Linked DNA regions of Mus musculus: region 2 is linked to region 1. Evidence: chromatin loops called from intact Hi-C (ENCODE). Cell type or tissue: left cerebral cortex. All regions are shown on one strand. Region 1 holds the start of Asph (aspartate-beta-hydroxylase). Region 2 overlaps Asph (aspartate-beta-hydroxylase).

Region 1 (8,000 bases):
CACAGCAGTGGCTCACTCTGGGTCTTCTACAAGGGGCTGCTTCCAAGAACTCCTGGAAGATCTCGACATTGACAGCAATGTATTAAATCACCACATACTTCATGTTTTTTTGTTACCCACAGACACCATGTGGGCAATTGGTAACAAATGATCATGGTCTCTGCTGGACCTTGGCTGGTTCATCCAGCTGTTGCCATTTTTCTTTTGAATATTCAGTTCTCAATCCCGACGCAGTACACTGCATAAGCATAGGAGATCAATGGCTGGGGACATGAAGAAATTCTAGGTATTAGTGTGATGAGAGTGTTGTGCATGGTTAAGAAAATAGGGTTTTTGAGTCATGTTAACATTTTAATGTCTTAACTAAAGGTTCTCCAAAACTACTGATGGCACAAATCCTTATTTTTGACACTGGAAGGCTCAACAATCACAGTGTACTGGCGGAACTGTGGCAAATCCTTTTCAAAGAGAGGGCTTGCACCCTTGGTCGTACTTAGGCACCGGAACCAAATTCCCAAGAAGCCAAGAGGTGGTGCGCAGCTCTCGGGCACCGCCCTCATACCCGCCCCATCCCGTTGGAGCCAGAACACCAACGCTCGCGAGAGTCCTGCCGGCTTCCACGTTTGCCACGTTCCAGAGGATCCAGGCAGACTAGAAAGCCACAAGCCGCTGGGGCTTTGCAGTCACTGCGCAGCAAAAGACAAGCTTTGGCCTGAGGAGGGCAGGCGCGCGTAGCCTGCCCCGCCCCCTGCCAGCGGTCCTCGGGATTGGCTCGTGTTGGCGTCTTTCAGATCTGGTGGGTGGGCAGAGGCTGGCGTGGGCGGGGCCGAGGCCGGGGGGAGCTGAGCGCTCTTGGCAGCCTAAGGAGTCGCAGGCTGGGCGCACGCGAGGCTAACCGCGCGGCTGCACGCTGGTGCAAGTCGTCCGAGGCGCAGCGAGCGCAGTGGACGCTAAGGCGCTGCTACAGGAGTCTCGAAGCCCCGGTGTCCCTAGTGCACTCAGCAAGGCCCCGGTTCTCTGCAGTCCCCGGAGCAGCTCGCGATGGCCCCGCGCAAGAACGCCAAGGGCGGCGGCGGCAACAGCAGCAGCAGCGGCAGCGGCAGCGGCTCGGGCAGCGGTAGCCCGAGCACGGGTAGCAGCGGTAGCAGCAGTAGCCCCGGGGCTCGGAGAGGTCAGAGTCCCCGCAGGCCAGGCCCTGGCTGCGGGCGGGAGCCGGGTGGGCGCTGCAGGTCTGGTCTGATCCTACGTCCGCCGCTCCTCTCCATCCTTAGCGAGGCTCCTGTGTGCGCGGGGCGAGGCCGCGCTCACCGGGCGGGGAGGCGGAGGAGCAGAGTCGGCCGGAGGGGGACCCCTAGCACCAGCCTGCCCGAGCATTGGCCGGCCCTTTCTTGCCTTTCCTGATGGAAGCTGGGTGTAGAGGGCCCTTTATCTTTTTGCAGTTTTCGGGGCGCTTGACCCTGAGCCAAAGTCAGAGAAAGTAAGTTTCAGCCTGGCCAGCAGCGTTGAGGAGCGGCTTGGAGGAGTGTATTCAAGGGCCGGGATGAGACTTGATGCTTCGTTCTTGCAAATTATTTTAAGGAGTTTTGTTTAGTTTTCTTAATATGTATTGCGTTTGCCTTTTAAAATACAAAGGGACATCATAAAGTACTATAGGGATTTTCTCTGTGCCTCCTTTTTCTTTTCTCAATAAAATAAAATAAAATCATAACCCCCCCCCCCCCAAAAAAAAAACCCAACCAAACAAAAAACCCAAAACCCACAAACAAAAAACCCTACTGGTTATTCACCTTTCTTCTCCATGTGCTTAGCCAGCAGAGTGGAGAACAGATGTTTTAAATCTGTTTCGTGTCAGATTTCACCGGTTCTCGGTTTCTCTTATATTTCCTTTGACTCATATTTAGAATATTGGAACTGGAACACACATGTGTATTGAATGTGAGCTCTCAATATCACTGGAAATGATTTAGATTCTATGCTTTGGTCTATGGGCAGCTCATTATTATATGTCATATATAGATTGGATGATTATGGTTTTATTAGTATATGTCAGGACGATAGATGAGCCAACTATGGTTTTTCTTCATAGCACTTGCTGTCTTCATGTATATTCTGTCTTCATGTATTGTCTTTGTTTCACTCTCTTCTATTCCCCATTATCAACTAGAATAGTTCGTTTCCTTAATAGCTGTGCAATAAATATTTGATTAGAAAATGAATGAATAAATGTAAATGGGGAAAGTTAGGCAGTTAAATCCATTGTACACATTAACATTCTGAGAGCTGTTTGTATTCTTAATGGAAAGGACTCTATGTACACAGTTTGAGGTCCAAGGCCACTGTAGTAATTAATTCACCTCAATACCGGTAAAAATGACATTCAGGCTCTCTGGCTCCTAAGTCAGCTAATCTGACATCGGCAGCGCCATTGCTTTGTGGTTGGAGCATAGATTTGAAGTATGTGAATGAGAAGAGCCTACTGAATGTTGAGGAGAAAGCTAATGAGCAAGATTTTAATGTGTTCTGTAGCGATTGCCTGGTGAAATGCGTCTGCTGCTGTCCTGGGAGCTTTGTGTGTGCTGGGGAAGTGCTTTAGCCGCTGAGCTACATCCTAGACTTTCATCTCTATCCTTTACACCCTGATTGCATCCAGGGAAGTCTCTTATGAGGCCTGCCAGTACAGAGAGTGTGCACCGTCCCCTGATAAGTACCAGTGTTACAGTCAGCTGGTAGGGCTGGGAAACCCCAGGATGTATAGTACCTTATTCTTAGGATGTATATATAGTCCCTTATTCTATCATTAGGATGTATAGTCCCTTAGTCTATCATTTGCCCACACTTTAGAGTGACATAACTATAATGAAGCACAATTTCATTCATAATGAATGAAACACCTGTGTTCTAACCCCTCCCCCCAAACTCGAGCCTAAATTACACAGAGCGCATGATTCTTCCTAGGCCATTATTTTAAATAACTATTTCAGTAACTACTGAGTTCTGATTGGGTGAAAGAGAAGGCACCCCAGGTGGAAACTAAAACTCTTCTTCCCTTTGTGCTAAACAGTTACCATTATAATGGGAAAGCGTGGTTCTGTTTATTGCTTTCTTACAGCAGGGTACACCTGAAAGATAAACAGGGTACTGAAAACAAAGTTAACTTTATGTGGTCACTGAGGTAGGGACATGGACATGCAAACCAACTCTAACTGCTGGGGAGTCCGTAGCTGCAGTTACATTGCTGTGGCATTTAGTGTCTTCTAGTTAAATAAGGTGAGAAAATTAATGCTTAAAGGTCTTGCTCAGCCTGTGAAAACCCAGGTAGGACAGAAGAGCATCAACTAAAAGCCAGGTTTTCTGTTGCTCATCATTACACTGCACTGTTTGAATTGTTGGTTCTTAAATAGAATACGTCAGATCTTATAGGGGTTGGGAGTTGAAGTAGTTTATCAAGTTTTCTTCTGGCATGTCCCAGGTAGAGTTACAGTCATTGCAGAAATTTGTGCTTTTGTTTAACTAATAAGCCTTTGATTAAAATATGGTTAAAGTAGCACGTTTAAAAATCATAGTTTGAAAAGTGCACACACTAAGTTTTTAACATTGAGAATCTGATATCAGTGGTGACATTGGTCTCATAACTCATCTCATTAGTACTAAGGTTATTATATAAAAGTATTATGGGGGATGGGAGACCTATAAAGCACATCTATAGAGAAAATATTTTAAAGCATGTGTCTGCTTTCCACTTTCTTCAGCTCAGTTGAGAAATGATAAAGTAGAATTTCATTTTAAATTTTTCAATTTGCTCCTTAGAATACAGAAGAAAGGAGTTGGACATTTTACGTTTAACATGCATCTAAAAGGTGATTTACCTAGCCGGGGTTTTGAACGCAGGTATTTCATTCATAGAGTGTGCTTCACTATTACTTGGCCAGTGAAAAGTCTTTCTCACATTTACTGATTGGGAAAGTGTTTGAGGAAGAGGGACATGGTTGTCTTTGGGTTTATGATACAGTACAGAGGGGTCTGTGCAATGTATCACCATTGTGGCCAGTGTCTTGACATACTTACCACTGGCTGCCTCTTTTGGCTGTGGCTTGCTTTTATTCTGTCACTTACCAGCAGGTGTCGCTGTAGAACATGTTTCCCCTCCCAATTTGAAGCTTCAAGTTATATAATGGCAATTAGATCTTAAAACTATTTTAATCAGTCTGTACTTACCCAGGAACTCTTATCAACTGGTGTTCAATTCTCTCAAGATATCTAATAGATCAAGAAATTTAAGAATAAGCCTTTGTGTGGAACAATCTTAAGACTTATGGAGAATGAAATATGTCCGTATACTTTTGGTAATATAAATTCACACAATCATTTGATGCATTTTGGTCATTGGGAAACACACTTCCAAATTTATTCTTCCCCAGCCTCCATAAACTTTCTGTGTCTCTTAGGTTGCTAATGGATACAGTGTGCTGCTGAGTGTGTCCTGGCTTTCTTGAAAGAAGGGGGCCCAGTCGCAGTTTTTTTCTACTTAACCAAGGGGATAAGTCAGGGCCAGTGACTTAATACTCTACCAGCCAATTAAGGATGGAAAACTAGAAAGCCCATAATTTGCTCACTACAAGAATTGTATGTGTTTGTTGTGTTGGTAGCACTGTTTTTCTAGCTTGGCCAGATCATAGGAAAACAAGTTCTATAAAATACTCGGAGGGAATTCTTTGCAACCATACCATGGGCTGGGAGATTATTCGAAAATAAATAGATAAAGTTTACATTTTCTTCTAGTTAATAGTAGTACCGTGGTTATGTGGGCTAACTTAGATATTTTGTTCATGTGCACTGATCCCAAAAGGGAACAACAAATACCATTTTTCTCATGAAAGGCAGTGCAGTTTGGAACAAGGAATCTGATAGCCCAGGCCTCTATTTGTTTTAGAAACATGTGGCAAGTCTCTCTGACATCGCTAATCTTAATCCATTTACTCTCTGTTTTGCTTCCTGGTTCCCGATAGCCTAAGACAATATGATATGCCTTGATGCATATCAAATTGTACACGTGTCCATGCTGATGGTGAGAGTGAAAAACCTGAGAGAATACAAAGTACCCATCTTGCTTGACAAGCTGCACTACTGTTACTCTGTAACATGTTTGTTTCAAATATAGGATTCCTTTTGCAGTAGACTCTATTGTAACTTTCTGAAGCACTAGATACAGTTTTGTAAGTGTTTCATTTGTACAGCCGCCTTCCTGTTGCTATTTGCCAGCTGATCTCTTAGCGATTTGTAACATTCTGTATCTTAGTAAAGCTCAGATACAATGTGCTCTTTTGATGCTCTTCCAGCTACTGATTTAATGTCCTGAGAAGGACTTGGCCTGGATCTTCAATATGCTGCTTCTGCATCCCCAGCAAGTACAGAGTCCAAAAGGCTGTTAGAGAAATCCCATTTAGTAAAAACTGTATGCATAGCTAGATAAGGCCAAGATAGTCTAGTGTGATTTAGCATAATAGGGCATCTAGAGTTGATAGTAATATATAGTGTGTTTCAAGATAAGATTATTTTCAAAAATTGCATTATAAAAATCATATTTGAAGATAGAATATTTTACCTGATTTACATATTGTACATGGTGAAACATTGTAAGTTACTCCATTAATATGTATAATTTTTCTCTGTCAGTTAAAAACTTACTTAAAGCCATTTATAATTTCCCAGGATAATTTGAGGAAAGCTTCAACTGTCTGTCCCTAAACCTGTGGTGCCTGGCTGGCTCCATCTGCTGCCCCAGTGGCTAGCTGTTCAACACTGTACTCATGGGTAGATTTTTGCCATTCGGAAACAGAAACAGAAGGCTAGAGATGAGATGGTCACTCTCTGAGTCCCACTGCAGCCGTGTATTCTGGGATCTAGTTCATGAGCTCTGCTGGTACTTCGGGGAGCCTGGTGGTGGTTTATCAGACATTATAAGTAATTTTACCTTTATTTTCTGTTCCTCCTGTGTTAGGGTGTTGGATCATGTGTGTGCATTTGGCATTTGCATTTCAGGAATGTGATATGGTTCCTTTCGGCTGCTGTTCCTGTCTTTTCACAGTAAGCCATTGAATGGAACTAATTCTAATCAAATTCATGATGGCTGAAGACAAGCAAGTTCGAACTCATTCGACTGAGAGATTTTTAAGCTCCCATGGCCCACGAGCTCTTAAAGGGAAGAGTTACAGGAAAGCTGCTGAAGGTTGCAGGGCGTCCTTTGCCCTTGAGATTCCCTTGGCTCATCTTACAAGTGCCACCACCTGATGTAGGTAGTTTCTATGCTTCAAAGCAGAGATTAGTATGAAAGGGGAAGGGGATGTAGGTGTTGACCACTTACAGAGGAGAACCGTAACAATAGACAGAGCTCTTGTTGAATTTGGAGAAATGTTGACTCTTTTCCTATGTGTATGTTCACAGATCTAACCCAGTGACTCATTCATTATGGAAGGCAGCCAGGGTTGCCTTGTTTTTAAAGTGGAAGAATATTGTTTGATAAAATAAATTTAATCCATAACCAGCCTTGTTATCATTGCTTTTACCCCTGTTTGCCATAGGCTTGACAACTGTTGCTGCCCTGCCAGGCAGTCATTGTTAATATGTTACAGCTATTGTATCTCTCAGGCCATGTATGCCCATATACAGAGTGTTAACTTCCAGTATCTGTTTGAATTCTAGTTATTCTAAAACGGCATATTGCAAGCCTCTTAAACTTTAGGTTCACATGCAAATCTTATCTGGGAGTAGTTCATTTCTTTTACTTGAACAAAAGTTAGTGTTAAAGTTTAGTCTTTGAGTCGAAATGAGTTTTTTTCTTTCTTTCTTTCTTTCTTTTTTTTTTTTTCTTTTCTTTTTTTTTTTTTTTCGAGACAGGGTTTCTCTGTATAGCCCCAACTGTCCTGGAACTCACTCTGTAGACCAGACTGGCCTCGAACTCAGAAATTTTCCTGCCTCTGCCTCCCAAATGCTGGGATTAAAGGCATGTGCCACCACCACCCGGCTTCAAAGTGAATTTTAATAAGATGTTTCTGGCTTAATTTTTAAAATTGTGTCAAGCACTTGTGTTTTTGAATCTACCACTTTTCACCTCATCAATAAAACACATGTGTACTTTTAGATCTGGATCTATTGGAATGCTACTTTAATAGTACCCACTCTACATGTAGAGGAATAAAGCATTCCCACCTTGTGGATTTTCTTCTGTGGGATCACTTCCTAGCCATTCTTATACACTTTTGCTAATCAGTCTCATACATGCTAATATGATCTATATATGTAACCTATAAAATGTTATGTTGCACAATACATGCTAAATACCCATGTACCATATTTATATATGTATATATGATTAAAATATATTTACTATTAAAGATATGTTTTTAGATCAATGTAAAATTTAAATATATTTTATGTGTACGAGTGCTTGCTTGCATGTATGTCTGGGCACCATATTCATCCCTGGTGCCTGTAGAGGCCAGTAGAGGGCATCAAATCACTTGGGACTAGGATTACAAACAGTTGTAAGCCACCATGTGGATGCTGAGAATTGATCCTGGCTTTTAGAAGAACAACCAGTGCTCTTAACCATTGAGCCACCTACCTGTCTGTCCAGCCCAAGAGTTATTTTCCCTTTAATTATCTGTATGTGTTGTGTTTGTGTGTATGTGCACATGAGTGCATGTGCCCTTAGAGGCCAGAAGAGGGCATCAGCTCCGTGGGAGCTGGACTTACAGGAGCTGGTGAGCAGCCTGGAATTGGTGTTGGGAACCAAACTCAAGTCCCATGGAAGAGCAGGAAGAGCTCTTCCATGGGACTTGAGCACCAAATGTGAAATATTTTATTGCTAGCATTATGGATAAAAACTGCTTGAGAAACCTGCCTTTAGAGGCTTTACATGTGCTTGTTTAACATGCAGTAAACATGTTTGTGACTTAGTTCTTGCTCAGGTTACTCTTGCTCTTCATTTCCGTGTCCTCAGC
Region 2 (8,000 bases), 55 kb after region 1:
TTCTGCCCTTTAGAAGTCTATTGAGATCCAGTTGCTAAGCCCTTTTGTTTAGGTTGTCCTCTTGACGCAGCTTCTCCGTAACATCTGTGCCACCTAGTGAGTAAGCTGTGTGGCTTCTGCTCCTGGGCTTTATTTAGCTTGCTCCTTCTGGAAGGCTTGTACCGCACATGCTCAGCCACCATGGAAGAGTTCCTTACATTAGCAGCTGATGGATACTTGTTTGATGAACTGCTTGATGTAAATGAATATGTAAATAAATAACACATTTATGAAGTGTGAAGCTGTTATGTTTATGGAGGTAGATTATACCATTTTGTTCTCATTCTGGTGGGTATGGCTGGATAGCCTTGAATCCTGTAAAGCTTATCATTCATGGGCCCAAGAGAATTGTGCTCAGTGTCAAGGATACTGTGAATGGCTTAAATCCTGGCTTCATTTATATTTGGTAGTTTCTTGCATTTTTAATTAAAATGAAAGAAACAGATATTTATAAATGTAAATTTTAAAAAGCCTTCTAACTTCTGTAATGAATCTACAGAACAAAAACCAAGATGTTGTAAGAAAAAGTTTTACATTTGATCCCACTATTGTCATTGCCTGATGACATTTGAACCTCAGCAGTGTCAGTAAGCAGCTGCAGTGGAGTGCAACATGGCAGGAAGAGTCCCTCAGAAGTCTGGGGCAGCCAGGCAGTGGCCCCTTTGCTTCTGAATAGCTCATCTGGAAGAGGCTTGCCTTTGCCTCTGGGAGCTGAGTCGTTGTCTGAGGCTGTAGGGGCTGAGAGCAAGCCAGCTTGCAACTGCTCTACCAATTAAGTTAGATGGTAGAAAGAGAGACAAAGACAGAGAGACAGAGACAGACAGAGAGAGAGACAGACAGACAGAGACACACACACACACACACACACACACACACACACACACACACACACAGAGAGAGAGACAGAGAGAGAGACAGAGAGAGAGAGAAAAAAAAAAACTCAAGCTAGTGTGAATCTGGATATAGCCTGGACGTAGCGCTGAGCAGCTGTCTGTAAGTGTGTCATTTGACTGATAGTTTGGGTGGAAATGAAGCTGTGCAGTATTGTCTTTTGTGATATTTTCCATGTTTTTTATTCTTTGGATTATAATGATAAATGATTCCCAGTTGTGTTACAGAAAGCTGCCTCTTTGTGTATTGTGTCTGAAAACTTAAACTGGTACCCTTTGATTTCATTGTATGCATCCACAGGGACTAGACCACAAATGGATTACATTTTATAATGTAACTTTAAATATTCATTTCAAGTTCCAGCCCTAACCCTTTGTCATGTGTACTTCTCAATAAATGAATCAAGCTTTAACACAAACAAACAACAAAAAACCTCTTTCCTCTTAGTCTGAATTGGTCACATGTGTTATTTATGTCGGTTTTGTATAACAGGAGTTACTACTGTACAGGGATGGCCAGGGCTTCTCCGAGGGTTATTAAAGCTATTTCAGTGTGGCTTCCTTTGTTAAAAGTTTGTAGGGGCCCAGTAAAGGAGATGCATAAATATGGTTTTCACTGCTTTGAAATTTATAATAAAATTTATTTGTGCAAATGTCCCCTCTGGATATAGCACTGAATAGCTGTTTGAAAGTATGTCATTTGACTGATGGTTTGGGTGGAAATGAAGCTGGTTAGCATTTTCTTTTCATACATTTTTCCATTCTTTTTATCCTTTGGATTGTAAAGGTAAATGACTCCCAGTTGAGTTACAGAAAGCTAGCTCTTTGTGTATTGTGTCTGAAGACTTAGACTGGTACCTTTTAAATACATCATTTCTTCCTTTTTCAAATGAAATGGACTTTTCTAGGTTTGGTAAGAATGGAGTTTCTGGCACTTGCATCTGCCATTGGATGGGACTATTGTTGAAAACACTTTAAATGCAGACCAGTTTGAAAGCCAGTTGAGTGTATGTTAGTGAAGGGTGATGTTGTAGCCTTCCATTCACACTGAGACACTTCTGAGAATATAGTTACTGTTGCTTGACATCAGGCACATACTGATACCACCTGGGGAAAACTAGACACATTATAGAGAAATCGTGGATACAGTCAAATCTCTTGAAAACAGTAGCAGCAGGATTGTTGCATTCTTCTTAGGAATCCCTTGTAAACTGTAAGAGCAAGATTGTTGCAGTCCTTGTTTCTCCACTGACATCCCTGTGCCAACCAGGCATATCTAAGGCTCTTTGACCCTGCAGTGAGCCTCTTTGTAGTGGACTGGCAGAGTGGGCCCCACTGCATGCCCTCGCCCTGAAGTAGGCATTTCTGTAGCAATTGCTTTGGCCAACTGTCGACTGACATACTGAATGCAGAGACAAAGCACATGAGTCCATGGAATCCTAAGCCTCTCCTGATTGACTGAGCACAACTCACCTACTGCCAGTCAAGAGGTAAAAGGGCGGGCTACATCAGTGAGAAAGAGCTTTGTCGTTTTCATGCTGTATTTCAAGTAGATGTGAGGCACTGTAAGGATTTCCAACCCTACTCACACTCTGAGCAAGTGAACTAGTTTGAAATCTCTTTTATAGTTAGATTACACTGATGTGTAGAACAAAGCGGTGTGTGGTGGTGGTGTGTACAGGGAGTGTTGAAATTGAGGAAATAGAAGATTGCCAAGCCAGCCTGTTGCTTTTGCAGTCTCTGTAAGAGTACAGAAGTAACCTCTGGCAGAAACAAGAATAAGAGACCAGACAAAGAATAAAGTAAAATGCTTGAGTTGACATAAGGGGAGTGTGGGCATTAACTGTACAGTGGTACCTACAGTCTACAGAATGTGAGAGCTGGCTTGACCTTTTCTCCAAGGGCCACTGTGCCCATCTTCCCAGATGCCACCCTCGTCCAGCTCTCAGTGAGGGCAAAGAAGCTCAGACTCAGCAAACAGAATTGGACTCTTAGTCCTGCCTTGGTTTCCTGAACAGCTGTATTAAGGATTTATCTAATGTTCCCTTCCACATGCAACACATCACAGCACTACCTTAGTGTTTATGTGGCTCATGTTAACTTGCTTCCTGCCTTATTTTTTATTACCGTTTGTTTTGTTTTGTTTTTGAGGCGGGCTTCTCTGTGTAGCCCTTCCTGTCCAGGGATTGCTCTGTAGCCCAGGCTAGCCTTAAACTCATAGAAATCCACCTGCCTCTGCCTCCCTCGTGCTGGGATTTCAGGTATGCCCCTCCCCCAGCTCAGCTTTCCTTACTTTTAAACAGATTTTTTTGGATACCTTTTAGCTCTAGAAAAATAATATGGTTGCTTACAGGTGGTACTTTGTGAAACTTGTACTGCGTTACATATGATTTATTGAAAACTCTGGTATTCCCTAATCAAACATTACACATGAAAAGTGAACTCAGGTCTGGAGTGTGCACAGCCCAGCTTATGAGTGTCATATGGTCCCTTCTGCTGGGCACTGAGCTCTGGCTTACAAGGTCCTTAAACAAGACAGGAGTCTGGACTCCCACGCATCTTCTTTTGGCAAGGCTAGACATGGTTAGTCTATGTTGTGAATATTTATCAATCCCTTTTAAAAAGTTTTAAGTACACGGAAGACCCTCATGAGATGAAAGACCCTTTCCTCGGTCTTAAACACAGTACTGGGAAGCCCGAGCGTCCTGTCCCACCAATCACATGTTTGAAAGTTACTTTTTCTGATTTAAAGTATAAAGGTGATTTTTAAAGAAGTCTTAGTTAACACTGTGAATAAAAAATGCAGGCCTTAAAGAAAGATCTCCTTCTGAGAGGACATTTCCACCGGAGGAGGAGGCAGAGACTCACGCTGAGCTGGAGGAGCAGGCCCCTGAGGGGGCAGGTAAGTGTCACTGAACACTCTGCAGGGCTGCTTGGTCTGCAGGTATCTTTTCAGTTACCACTCATGTCTCACCCCATTGTTCACATCATTTATAAAACGAGCTGCCGTTTGTTCTCTTCTGGGATTATAATAAATACTCTTGTAGTGAAGATGTGTCTAGGGTTATTTTAATAAAAATTCCAAGGCACAGGTTATTGTTGTCCGTTGCCCATGACCATGCAGTTGGGAACGACAGAAGCCAAATGCGTCCTGACTTTAACTCCAGCACTCTTGCCTTATTATATCCAAAGTAGGAACAGGCGCAGACTGTACACAGCCTGTTTGCTGTCTGCCCCATGCACGATTCCACCAGGAATGAAGAGCTAAGCATCCCCTGTCCTCTTCCCATCTGTGCCCAAAGCAATAGCCTCTGTTGACGTCCTTGTTTTAGGTAAGCACTTCCTGCCAGAAGACACCAGAGACAGAAAGAAATGCTTCCGTAGATCAGTTCATATTCTTTCCACAAAGGGACTTTGACTCATAGATTGGGTATGCTGACGTATTTTAACAAATTGGCACATAAAAATATAATCTATCACCATTATTTTCTGATTGTGGCATAGTAATTTATAGAATATTAGCTTCTGTACTTTGTCGCAATAATTAAGAAAATTGGTTTCACTGCGCCACCTATTGGAAGTGCTGGATATGACACTTTATTGGAAACAATACATGGCCCCAAGTTGTGCTGGTGAATACTATTTGATTTTCTTTGCTTCATTCCTTTAAGGAATAGTATATTAGTCTGAGTTTTATTATGTGTTTATTTCTGAATTTCAGGAGAACTTACTGTATCCCTCCTATGACTGTGGAATTAGTGTAAGCCTCCAGAATCCACAATACTTTTTAAAAAGTTTTTTTTAAATATTTGAATTTAACACATAATATTTTACTTTTTAGCAAATAAATTTGTAGTTAAAAAATCAGTTCTTGAGCAAGTATTGGGTCTTAGATGTGCCACATGCCATATTCTTCCCTTTGGTTATTAGAATCATTCATATTCTTTGCAAATGATCGCTTACTCCAGTGAACTGTTAGCCTCCATTCTTTTTAACCTCTTGGCAATGTCCCTTCCAGGTTACATTCTGCTCTCTCAGCTGTTCTCTTGTTGACACGTCAGTTCTTCTTTTCCTTCTCTGCCTTCCTTCGTTTGTTTGACTATCACAGCTACTTATTATCTCTCATAAAATGCAGTAAAATGAAGCCCTCGGTGCCCTCCTAACACCACCTCCCCCGACTTCGCCTCTTCACTGTCGTGACCACACTTGACAGAACGCACTGTGCAGCGTTGCCTTTTTTTACTTTATTTTCTGTTCATTCTTTAACATGTTGTAGCCCAGCTTCTGGCTCTGTCCCATCTTCGAGGGAGAAAAAAGTCATGGATAGAGTCAGAAATGAAGTGGCAGGGAGTGCTTACCTAGTTCAAAACAGGCACTGGTAACAGATGAGTCTGGAAAAGTGTGGAGGACCTCATTTGTAGTTCTCAATCCATGGTGGCATCAGAGTCAGTAAGGAGCCAAGTGTAGGAGCAGAGCATCCCCACGACTTGGCTAGAGACCTTCATGTATCTCATAGGAGCAGAGCATCCCCATGCTTTGGCTAGAGACCTTCCTGTATCCCATAGGAGCAGAGCATCCCCAGGCCTTAGCTAGAAACCTTCCAATGATGCCCTGGATGCTTTCTCAGCATTAGTGAAATGGCCCGGTGAGGAGGCTGGCACAAACACTGGGAGACTGAAGGAAGAGCAGAGATTACGGACCTGTATATAATTACATCAGGGCATCAACATGAATGACTAGCGAAGCAGATATAGAAAATCTTTATGCTTTCGGAAGGTTTTAGTAAGTGACTAGCATAGAGTGTTAAACCCTCCCCCTGTCTCAACTTTGAATTTGTTCGGTCTGTCACGGGAGAGCTGTGCTTTGTAGCTACCACCATTGGCATTATCCTGTACGAGCCACTGGTGCTGCCAGGATTAAGTCCAGCACTGTCACCCACCAGCCTGCAAGTGTTGTTGTAGAAACAGCTTGCTGTGTAATGTTGGGGTGTATCTTATAATCAGGTAAGTGCTACGGTGCTGTGGCAATGTCATCATTAGTGGCCACTTTATAAGTCATTATTGTGTGAGTCTGGGGATCTGGCTTTCAGACACATTGTTGAGAGCTGCAAATGAGGTCCTCCACACTTCTCCAGACTTGTTCTGAAGCTGGTACAGAGTTCGTTATCATCACGTAAGCTTCATTTTTGTGTGGCCCGGCCCTACTCACTAGGATTCTCGCGCTTCCAAGAGTGACCTATTCCAGTCAGGAGGTCAGAGGTGGTCACATTGTTTAGTGTGTATTAAATTTGGTCTTTTTCAGTACCCCTGTTTATGAAAAGTTTGCTTCTAACATGAATGGAAATTTTATTAGTTAAAAGTTGACAGCATTTTCTCTATGACTATTTCTTTTTTTAAAAAAAGATTTATTTATTTTATGTATGTGAGTACACTGTAGTTGTCTTTAGACACACCAGAAGAGGACGTCAGACCTCATTACAGATGGTTGTGAGCTACCATGTGGTTGCTGGGAATTAAACTCAGGACCTCTGGAAGAGCAGCCAGTGCTCTTAACCTCTGAGCCATCTCTCCAGCCCCTCTATGACTATTTCTTAAAGGAAAACCTTACGCCTAAATTAGTTTCTTTAAAAGTCTTTTGGAAAGTTTCTTAATGTTTAAACCTACTGAACAAATAAGGCGAATTTTAAGTATTACGTTTCCTGATGTAGGGGAGTGAATAGCATGTGAACAGGAAAATACAGAGCCTCTCAGACAAATGTAGTCATTGCAGTATGTGTGTCCATGCCATATTTAAGTGTTGGAATTTCCTATTAACACTTCAGCATTGTTTGTTTGTTTGTTTGTTTGTTTATTTATGATTTGTAATTATTTTAGACATCCAGAATGTTGAAGATGAAGTAAAGGAACAAATTCAGTCCCTTCTTCAGGAATCAGTACACACAGACCATGGTATGAATTCAGTTCTGTTTTACACAAGTTTCTAAAATAGCTGGGTTTCTATAACTACATTCCAAGCAACTATAGCCTATTACTTCTAGGGGGAACACTGGGTATACTTTTCAAAATCCCCCCTCACTGTGACGGAGTTTTATGGACACTTTTAATTTAAATATCATATAAATAAATGTACATAAAAAAGTCCTGGATTTTATCAGGAATAAATGGAGAGTCAGAGTGGAGTGACCAACACAGGCCAGCGGCTTCTGGCTGCTTGTCTTAGAGTGGTCCTCTATCTTTGGGAGCCATCATGTATGCCTGTGTGCATCAGAGAGACCGAATTTAAAGTCAGCATGGCTCATGAAAGTCAGTTCTACAAGGATGGGGGTGCAGAAGAGTGGAAAGTCCAGCAGGTTCTTGTCGCACTGGCTCAGGGGCTAAGGCACACGTGATGAACAGCTAACCAGAGGAAAGAATCCATCCTCAAGCCAAGTTCCCTGCCTCACTGTCTTGGTTCTGTGTTATGTCCTTAGAGAGATTTTCTGCATAGATGGTTACACAGGTGGCCTGTGGCTTCAGACATCATTTAAGTGTTGTTACTCCTGTACATGTCACCAGTGACTCTTTAGAAGTTTTAATATACCCAGTTACAGCTCCATTTGGGGATGCTGTGGGTGACTCGGACTGCAGCTGTGCCTAGCACAGGCTTTCCTTCCCATGCTGTCTCTCAGCTCCTCGTTAGCCCTGCCCCATGCCAGTTGCTCTCACTTGAGCTTTTTATACGCTCGCTCGTTAATGACTTTGCCAGGTCTGTAGTGGCTCAAGGTTAAACTCCATGCGCTTTCTATGGTTTCTTTGCTCTTCTAGCTGCAAGTCCTGTCCAAGTTGCTCTTACATTCTGACTCTTGTTTCCAAACTGTGTCTGTTACTGCTTGTCATGGCCCTGCAGTGGCATTTGTCTAGGTGTGTTTCTCTTTTCTCTTCTCTATGCTGTGTCGGCTGTGGCTTTATTGGTTAGGCGTTTTCACACAGTCTCTCATAATAATTTCATCTTATCTGACCAGGGGCCTTTGCATCTGCTGTGTCATCTGCTTGGGTGTTTCTCATTCCTACCTCATCTTCACACCTCATCAGC

Evidence for each region. Peaks named below come from ENCODE experiments on the same cell type or tissue, not always from the same donor. Only the 100,000 strongest peaks of a DNase experiment are listed, where the experiment ranks them.
Region 2: it touches region 1 in a loop (7-fold over the local background); 34 of 42 quality-filtered maps call a loop at or near these places.

The regions. Positions count from the first base shown.
Region 1 is chr4:9,661,952-9,669,951 of GRCm38, reverse strand. It overlaps Asph (aspartate-beta-hydroxylase), which reads left to right and starts at 790. Exons shown (of 24, transcript NM_023066.3): 1 at 790-1,171. The coding sequence starts at 1,042. In left cerebral cortex, CTCF peaks have their summits at 709 (motif pointing right), 4,112 (motif pointing right), 7,503 (motif pointing right) and 7,702 (motif pointing right); DNase peaks (open chromatin) are centred at 1,327, 2,591, 4,116, 6,451 and 1 more place; H3K4me3 peaks cover 3,165 bases; H3K27ac peaks cover 2,206 bases.
Region 2 is chr4:9,606,674-9,614,673 of GRCm38, reverse strand. It overlaps Asph (aspartate-beta-hydroxylase), which reads left to right. Exons shown (of 24, transcript NM_023066.3): 4 at 3,736-3,831; 5 at 6,803-6,877. Among named protein-coding and RNA genes, the nearest start is that of Asph, 58 kb to the left of the region's middle. In left cerebral cortex, CTCF peaks have their summits at 120 (motif pointing left) and 4,496 (motif pointing left); DNase peaks (open chromatin) are centred at 123, 4,134, 4,222 and 4,479; H3K4me3 peaks cover 532 bases.